Regions from separate parts of the Homo sapiens genome. Here all the other regions are linked to region 3. The links are chromatin loops, found by intact Hi-C in ENCODE. Cell type or tissue: IMR-90. All regions are shown on one strand. Links, peaks and the distances in the headings refer to the core of each region. The heading gives the core; the rest is flanking DNA.

Region 1 (3,172 bases), core at 231-2,730, 55 kb after region 3:
ATAAGTAGACAAGTTTCCACAGTCATATAATAGAATTATTGAATACAGTAATTCTCATTTTACATTCAAGTAAGTCTTAAAGATGTAATTTTTAGCAGCATTGTGTTTTTCAAATCCAATTCCTGCTCTGTAGCAGATAGGTTCTGTTGTTGCTATAAATGATAGCTGAATAGTAATCATTTAATTTTCTCTTTTAAGAAAGATGAAACTTTTCTTGGGGATGGGGGATGGTTCTTGGCAAACAAAAATGATGTGATTTAGGTCTTTTATAGAAATTCATGAGATTACTTGTAATTCAACTTGAACATGTCCTTCTTGTATTTATTGTTCCTTTTTATTGAAATACTCTTTCTCAAGATTGTGCACAACTCACACACACACAGCATCTTCAGGTCTTTGCTTAAATGACACCTCCTCAGTGAAGCCTTCCCTGACCACCCCTTCCAAAAACTAAAGCCTCCTTCTAGCACTCCTCATTCCTTCTGTAGCTTTATTTTATAATGTCATAAATGATGGTTATTTTAGAAGCCCTGTAATAGTTCTTCTTACCTCTGAGATATATGCGGTGGTCCCCCATTATCCTCGTTTTGTTTTCTGGGGTTTCAGTTACCCACAATCAAATGTAGTCTAAAAATATTAAATGGAAAGTTTCAGAAATAGAAAATTCGTAAGTTTTTAATTGTGCACTGTGCTGCATAGTGTAATTAAATTTTGCCGTGTCCCACCTGGAATGCGAATCATCCCTTTGTGTAGTGTATCCCTGTTGTATATGCGACCTGCCCATTAGTCACTTAACAGCCATTACTTAGCAGCCATCTCAGTTATCAGATCAAAAAACCATAGTATATATTGGGTTTGCTACTATCCATGGTTTTGGGAATCCACTGGGGGTCTTAGAATGTATCCCCCGTGGATAAGGGGGGAATACTGTATTGCTGCAGTATCTCTGAACTCTGACTCTGTGATGGAATAAGGGTTTGCACTTCTCTACTACCTCAGTAACCCAGTCCTTAGGGAATTGAGCTTTCTTTTATAATTAGTTTGCTTGTAAGAGAACTTATGGAATGTCTAATCTTAGTTGGGAGTGAGTTGTGGCCTTGGCTAAGGATGAAGTGACAATACTCTTTCAAGCATAGCCCTCTGGAGAAAAGGCCACTTCCCTTCCCCCGCCAAAAAAAAAAAAATTTTGTTTTTTGTTTTTTTGTTTTTCCCAACAGAAGAGTTTTTACTACTGGAGACCCAAGAGCCCTAACTTGCTTTTTAGTGGGAAGAGAGGAACTGCCTCATCTTAAACACATCCCTATGTATATTAGTCAGCTCAGGCTCATAACAAAATACCATAGACTGAGTGGCTTAAACAACAGAAGTTTATTTTCTCACTGTTGTAGAAACTGGAAGTCCAAGATCAAAGTGCCAGTAGGGTGGGGTCTAGTGGGGTCTGGTGAGGGCCCTCCCCTTGGGCTGCAGATGGCTGCCTTCTCACTGCGTGTTCACAAGGCCTCTTCTTAGTACGTGCACAGAGAGAGAGATCTGTGGTGTCTCTTTGTATGGAGACACTAATCCTTTTGGGTCAGAGCCTCACCCTTATGACCTCATTAACCTTAATTATTTCCTTATTCCAAATACAGCGATACTAGAGGTTAGGGCTTCAACATAGGAAATTTGGGGGAGACACATACATTCAGTCCCTAACACTGTGCATCCCAAATTATTTCTGAGTTCAGTTCAATTAAATAAACATTTTTTGAGACCCTGTTAAATGTACAGGCACTACGCTAGGCATCAAAGAGGCAGAAGTGAACTATCCCAGGCTCAAGAACTTAATATTTAGTGAAATAAAATGTATATAATTAACTTGAAAATGTGGTAAATATTTTTCTAAGCTACATTTTGAAGGGTGAATCGAAAATTGCCAGGCAGGTTTGTATAGGGGAGGGAAGTGAGTGTAGGCCAAGCAGTTAACGGAGGAACAGAATGGAGTGTGCAGGAATGATGAGCGGACTGATGTGGAGTGAAGTAAAGAGTGATGGGCACAAATTTAGAAGTGCAGGACTGCCTTGTGGTGTTTGTCCTTCCTGATGGTGCCACAACGTTTTCTGGAAAAGTAGCAAGTACCTAATATGTTGATTTTCACAATGAAGGATAAGTTTTAAAAGACTATCAATGACTGGCATTTACAATCTACAATAAGAGACTAGTTGTGCAAATAAAATACAGTGATACAAATCACTTAATTAGTGGGATTAGGTGAATAAAATTTCCCCTCAAATACGTAGTGTTGTATTTAAAAAATCACAGTGAAATTTAAAATACTGTGGTTATCAGAGATGGAAAAAAAATGTGCAATCACCACTTCAAGTAAGGAAAAACATTACATTAAAAATCTTTGGTTTTCTCCAGTGTTCCTTAAGTTTCTACGTAAAATATCTAAAACTGTGGGGTTTTCTTCACACAGATGTTCAAAAATCACTATTCACTTCCAACCAAGATAGAGTAACAGAGACTGGATTTACCCTTCTGCCTGAAACAACAACCAAAACAGACACAGTATATAGAACAGGGACTTTGGAGACACTGGGCATCAGGCAACAAAAGAAACAAATCCCTGAGAGATGTTAGCAATTGAGGGGAGCCCTGTGAGTATTGAGAGTTCCCAGACCACTGTTCAGAATTATAGCTAATAAGCCAACAAATAGAATCATAAAAATACTCAACCCAAAAGAAGGCAGAAAAATGGAAAAAGGGGAAAAAAAGAATCAATAGGACAAATGGAAAACTATAGCAAAAGGATAGATATAAATGCAACCATATCACTAACACCAGCAAAAGAAAGCAGGAGGGACTTATCAGGCAAAGTGACTTCAGAGAGGAAACATCACCAGAATAAAGAAAATTATTTCATAACAATGAAGGAATCAGTGTATCAAGAGGACTATTATAATCCTAAATGTGTACTTTATAACATACACATTTGAAGCAAAAACTAATAAAATTGCAAGGAGAAACAAATTACAGTTATAGTTGGAGCTTTCAATATATCTTTGTTATTAACTAATAGAAAAAGTAGACAGAAAATGAGTAAGAGTGTGGAAGACTTAATGCTATCAAACAACTTCACCTCGTTGACATTTATAGAACACTCCAACCAATAACAGCTCCAGCCAAAACATTT
Region 2 (3,172 bases), core at 231-2,730, 400 kb after region 3:
CGTCAGCTCCAGGAGAAGCACAGAATATACTTTTTAACTCTGACTTTGTTGCTGGGATCTTGAATGCTCCAGAGCACAGTGGGAGCTGCCTCTTTAGAGAAGCAGCTGCTGGGGGAGGAGGGAGGTGGGGCCTGGAGGTGGGTGGGCTCCAAGGCAGTGGCTCCTAGGGCGGGGGTATGCATTTGTGCCTTCCTGCAGCAAATGTTCATGGGCTAGAGGGCCTGGGGCCATGGGGACCAAACAGCCCGGTGCCTGTCCCCAGGCCACCTACAGTGGGGGGCAGAGGGGTAGAATGACAAATGCAAACAGGGAGCTGGGAGGGAGCCCCCTTTGGATGGATGAGGTGATCAGGGCAGGCTTCTCTGCAGAGGAAACCCAAAGGTTGAGTAGGGGGCAGCCAAGTCAGGGGTGAGGGCAGGTGGGGGGCTTGGTGGGAAGGGACCATGACCGACAGCTCCCACACAGTCCCCTCTCCACACCTGGCCTGACATGTCCTACTTGATCCTCACATAGTCCCATCACTGCTTTATGGACCACGCCAGAGGGGGGAGATCAGATGATCTCCAGTGTGCCCAAGGCCACTCATGGGGGTCAGGGAGCTGATTCTCAAATCCAGGAATATGCCTTGAAAGTCTGGGGCTCCCTTCTGCACTGTGCTTATAGATGTGGGATCCTTAGCTTTCTTGGGAGCATGGATCCCTTTGAGGATCTCGATGAAAAATCTGCACCTCTCCCAGAAAAATGCACCTCTGCACAGGTTCACAGATGTCTGCATACAATTTCAGGGTTCTCAGACCCTGAAGGCCACCAAGGGACCCAAGTACATGAGCCTTACACAGCACAACCTAAATCGTCAATGGCAATGTCTCAGGAGTGTAGGACAGTGACTGCCTCTGTAAGACCATCAGCACAGCCATGGCCACACATGTTGTCTGGAGGATCAGGTGGCCTTTTTCTGTGGCTTTTGAGGTTGAGGCTGGGTACCCTTGTGGCTAATGCATAATGCCAGGATGGCCAATAAAGACACCATAAAAATTCCCTGCCGTGTGCCTGACACTGGACAGATTTAATCTCCAGGTCTTCTGGGAACCCCGCAGAGGCAGGGGCTGTTTTCTCATTTTACTGATGGAAACTGAGGCTCAAGGAAGTGAAGGAATTTGTTTCAAGTCCCAGGCAGTACCACGAACATGGGATTTGAAATCACGCAAGTCTGACACGCAAACCTTGGTTCTTTCCTTTTTCCCTTCTCACAGAGGGTGCTTTTCGCTTCCCGGAAGCTGGCAGGGAGTTCCTCTAAAGCGCAGGTTGGAGTGGTCAGAAGGGAGCGAACTGACAGCACGAGGAAGGCTCAGCGCATGCCAGCTCCACTCACGGGAAATGACTCACTGCAGCCCTGCTGCTCTCGGGCTCCGGGGGACACATCCACATTTCCTGTATCTCGGCTAGAGCCTTGGGCAGTGTGAGCTGGCAGGGCAGATCGCTGAAGGCGGCTAGAGATAGAAAACCACCCAGCTCTGCATCCTGAGACAAAGAAGCCTTTCCCTGGGCTCATATGATAGAGGTACGTTGCCTCTGGGCCTCAGTTTTGCCATCTGTAAAATAGGGTGAAGGTCAGACTAGATTGGGCATATTCAGTGTGGGATCCCCCTAATGACGGCATCAGCATCACCTGGGAAACTGCAAATTCTCCTTTATGACAGTGGCTCTCAAACTTTAATGTGCATTGAAACCATCTGGAGGAGAGGAGCGTTTCCCACTTGAGAACCACACAGCGGGATCAGGGAGGGGCGAACTATAGTCCACCGGCCAAATCTGGCCATGGCCTGCTTTTTATGGCCCATGAGCTAAGAATAGTTTTTTCCATTTTTCAGTAGTTGGGGAAAAAAATCAAAGAATATTTTGTGACATATACAAATTATATGAAATTCAAATCTCAGTGTCCATAAATAAGGTTTCGTTGGCACACAGTCACTCTCAGTCATTTGCATATCGTCTACGGCTGCTTTTTCCGCTATGAAGACAGAGTGGAGGCGCTTGCTCTCCTGGTTACATGCTGCTGCTCACGCCCTACACCTCGCAGGGATGTGGTTAAACTCGGCTTTGCCTCTTGGCCTGCAGAGCCTAAAATATTTACTATCTGGCCCTTCATACCAGACATTTGCCGACCCTCATCTACAGAGAGAAGGGAAAGGAAGAGAACGGGAGGGGAGGGGAGGGGAAAGGAGGGGGAAGGGGAGAGAAGGGGTTTGTGCAAGAGCTGGGGTCCCTTCTGGGGAAAAAATGAGCTGTCAGGGGCTTTTGGAATCTGAGAGAGTCCTGCTCTGCGCTGGGCCAACATTTGGAATCTTTTGCACAGTTGCTTTGAGGGTGATCTGGAAGGCCCCTCTGACCAATAAAGACCTTCCCTCTTGCCTGTATGAAAACCTAACATTCCACTTCTAGAGCAGGGGCTCTTACCTGGGAAGCCCCCCATCCAGAGGCCAGGCTTCGGGGGTTCTAGGTAAGCTTTTAAGCATGCAGGTGTTTTCTGGGGAGAGTTTGGTGGCGCCAGTGACCTTCCCTACCCCTCCCAAATCCCAAGCACCCTTTTTGTTCCTTTGGGGCACACATTTTTCTCTCCCCACCCCTCCTTTCAAAATGTGAAAGTCCCCGGAAGGGGGACACTGTGCACCTACATCTTCCTACCTAGGAAAGGGGTGAGGTGATCTGATGGGACTAGGCAGGCTTTAGGAACGTCCAAGGAGTCTGAGGAGAGGTGGAGGGCGGCGGGGGCAGGGGGGCATTTAGAGAGAGGAAATGGGAAAGAGGGCATCTTTCCCAGAGGGCTGCAGGACCTCCGAGCCCACACTATCTGTACTCATCCACTTCTCCGCATCAGCAAGAGGCATCCAAGACTCGCAGCCCACACGGCTACCCTCCCACCCTCACTGGTGGGCACTTCCACTCCCCAGGCCCCACGAGGCCTCCCGCCTGCAGCGTTAGCCAAGCAAGTCTCAACTCTGGCCCTGGGATTCCAGGTATTTTCCCAGCCAGCCGCACCTCATCTAATTGCTTTCCAGTCAGCTAATCCCTGGCCCACGCCCTCCACTCCAGCCAGGCAAGCCACCTCTGTGTGGCCAGCAGGAGCTTCTGAGACTTCCCATGGCATGCATCCAAGCCTGGGGCAGCCTCT
Region 3 (3,172 bases), core at 279-2,778:
CCAGCACTCTAATGCCCTTTCAGGATGAGATAGGTAGAGTGGATGTGAGCATGTCTGTATTACAGAGTTCAGTGTATATACTTTTAAATATCTACTATTTCTGAATTATACCTTCCTTCCATCAGTATAATCAATATTTAACTATATTTGTATTATTCATGCTTCCATTTAATAAATATTTATTGAGAACATAGTTATCAGAGGTTGAAAGAGAAGGGGTATACAGAATATATAAATCATGTTTATTCTCTGTAAGAGCTCATGGTCTCTATTCTAAAAAGTCATAAAAAAACAATGTTACTGTACTAAATTGCCTTTTAAGTTTATTGCTTATCTTGCCTGGGTGTGGTTATGAAATAAATTTGTTGCTGTTGTCTATTTCTGTGTAACAAACTACCCCAAAACTTAGTGGCTTAAAACAACAATTTGTAATGACCTCCACAGGGCTTTGGGTTGATTGCTTAGCTAACTGATTCTCTACTTGTGGTCTCTTGTTTGCCATCGTAGAGCAGCTGGGCTGGGTGTCCAGTGTGCTCCCATCTCAAGGCTGGCAGTTGATGCTAGCTGGGAGATCTGTTGAGGTGTTGCCTGGAACACCTCAGTTCTTCTTCTTGTGACCTTGCTATGAAGCTTGGCCTCCTCACCGCAACGCAGGCAGGTTCCCAAGAGGGGACATCCCAAGAGTGGCAGAAACTATAAGGTTTCTTATGGCCTAGCTCAGCTATCCCTGAATGTTACATTTTATTGGTCAAAAGCAGGTCACGAGACCAGCCCAGATTCAAGAGGAAAGAACCACAGAAGGGCATAAGTGCTGGGAGATGTGGTTCATTTGTGGCCATCTTTGGATGCTAGCTGCCACAAGACTGCTAGGAGACTGTTGAATTAAGTTTTATAAATTATTGCTTATTGTAGCTGGGAAAATGAATACTTTCATTCTTAAGATCAATATCCAGGCTTCTGTTCAAAATAGAAAATTTAAGCTGAATCCATTCAAATGCTATTCTTTGCATTTTTTTCCTTTAATTTACATTTGACATTAACATTCTCTCCCTGACTTTTTCCCATAGTTTCTTCTGATGAGCAGGAAATGTCCACTATCTAGTACAGGTGTCTTCACTTATAGTCAAAATGGAAGAGGAGCAAGTGCACAGAGTTCCTGTAAGATGCATGTTCATGTGGCTGCACTTGCTGGCCACTGAGTTGTTGATATTGACCAAATCTTGTCTTTAGTCTGAGAAAATGTAGGGCTGTGTTATCTTGTGGCAGTGTGGCAGGCTGGATGTTCACTCTGACAATAACAGCTCAAGTTCTATACAAGAGAGGCTGAGGGGCAGCATTTGGAGGGTGGAGTTTGAGGGTTGTTTGCAAGTGCCATTTAAACAGCATTCACAGTGTCTCCAATTTGATTATGTATTCACAGTGGCTTGGAAATCTGGCTGGAGGAGTGTTTCTTTTTTTTTTTTTTTGAGACGGAGTCTTACTCTGTCACCCAGGCTGGAGTGCAATGGCATGGTCTCAGCTCACTGCAACCTCTGCCTCCTGGGTTCAAGCGATTCAGCTGGAGGAAATTTGATAGGGAGATGCTTTAGCTAAAGCTCCCCCTTGGTGGTGCTGTTGCACTATAACTTCCAAAGAAAACATCTTTTTTGTTGCTCATTTTTTTAAGCAAACATTTTATTGGACACTAAGGTGCACCAGGCTCTGTGCTAGGCTTAGGGGAACTAATACAACAGTTAATATCCTTATAGTCTAATCCTGGCTATTAACTTTCTTAACATCAAGAGTGAAGAAATAATATTATTATATACTATTATATTAAATAATAATATTAATACATAGCTAATTAATTCAAGCCAGATCCATTGCTGCATGTAGACACTATGGAGGCAGTAACCAATTTGCCTAAAGATGATGCATTCACAAATTTCACAATTTTAAAGGTTACTTAAAAGGGTATCACATAGCTCTTAAATATAGCTTAAAATGCACAGTTTAAGTCTAATAAGAAAATTGCAGTTTAAAACTTCACTGACATGCTATTTCTTACCTATCAGATTAGAAAAATCCATTTTCCAGGTTATGTGGAAACAGACCGTCTCAAAATTTTCTGGTTGAAGTGTAAATTGGTACAACTCCTATGAAGAATGTGGTAATATCCATCCAAATTTCAAATAACATCACCCTTTGACCCAGCAATCCTACGTGCATTTGTGCAAAATGACAATGTACTAGTTTATTTTGGGAGTATTTTTTATAATAGCAAAAGATTAGGAACAACTCAAATATCCACCAACAGAGACCTACTTAAATATGGTACATTGATCTAGTAGTGTGCAGCTGTAAAAAAAAAAAAAGAGTAAGGTACTGATGGAAGGCTCTTTCAGATATATTACGTGAAAAATACAAGATATGAAATAATACATGTAGTATGTGATTAGTGCAGGGGAAAATAATATTTGTTTGCATTTATCTTTGTTTACATGCAGAAACTCTGGAAGGACACACAAGAAACTGATAAAAGTGGTTATGGGGTGGGAGGAGAGCTAGCCTTTTCACTGTGTATGTTTTTCCTCTCATCTCTTACCATGTAAGCACCAAAGGGGCAGTGATCTTTATTTTTTTCACTAATGGTATCCTTATAACAATACATGGCACATAAATATTTTTAGAATAAATGATTCAAAAATAACTCAAAGAACAAAAGTAACATAAGCTGATTACAAAAAATAGAGACAAACTTGAAGCCAACTGTTAATATAATGTCTGCTTCCAAGTAATCCTTAAATTGATGTCTTGTTGTATAACACTCTAGATGATTTTCTACTTGCGTATATGCAATTTAAAAAAAAAGTTTTATAGGCATTTTCCATAATATAATCTATGTTGAAAGATATATGGCCTCAAAATATCATTGAATTTATCCAGTGAATATTGCTAATGCCATATATTACGACATTTAAGTTGTTTATATAAATGCATGTCTAGACACATACAAACAGCTCTGGAAAGAAAATATTCACTCATGCATCAGAGACAGTGTATGACAGTGTGAACACTGGAATGGGAGACCCACCTCCATTTCTTGCCAGCCGTGTGATCTTGGGAAGTTACCTAACCTTTCAGTGTGTACAGTCCTTTAGTACTTGTCCCATAAAGTGATTGATTCCCGGGT

The links. Peaks named below come from ENCODE experiments on the same cell type or tissue, not always from the same donor. Only the 100,000 strongest peaks of a DNase experiment are listed, where the experiment ranks them.
Region 1: it touches region 3 in a loop (2.5-fold over the local background); 2 of 110 quality-filtered maps call a loop at or near these places.
Region 2: it touches region 3 in a loop (3-fold over the local background); 1 of 110 quality-filtered maps calls a loop at or near these places.

What each region holds. Positions count from the first base shown.
Region 1 is chr18:49,182,252-49,185,423 of GRCh38, reverse strand. The region is part of intron 14 of DYM (dymeclin); the gene reads left to right. Among named protein-coding and RNA genes, the nearest start is that of MIR4744, 130 kb to the right of the region's middle. In IMR-90, for the core only: no CTCF peak of the experiment used is centred there; a DNase peak (open chromatin) is centred at 1,333.
Region 2 is chr18:48,833,081-48,836,252 of GRCh38, reverse strand. All of the region lies in intron 10 of CTIF (cap binding complex dependent translation initiation factor), which reads right to left. It overlaps CTIF-AS1 (CTIF antisense RNA 1), which reads left to right. Exons shown (of 3, transcript XR_935449.3): 3 at 1,254-3,172. Among named protein-coding and RNA genes, the nearest start is that of CTIF-AS1, 7.2 kb to the left of the region's middle. RefSeq lists enhancers at 1-453, 2,916-3,172 and a silencer at 3,021-3,172. In IMR-90, for the core only: no CTCF peak of the experiment used is centred there; a DNase peak (open chromatin) is centred at 1,392; H3K27ac peaks cover 854 bases.
Region 3 is chr18:49,237,086-49,240,257 of GRCh38, reverse strand. All of the region lies in intron 13 of DYM (dymeclin), which reads left to right. Among named protein-coding and RNA genes, the nearest start is that of MIR4744, 190 kb to the right of the region's middle. In IMR-90, for the core only: a CTCF peak has its summit at 1,613; no DNase peak of the experiment used is centred there.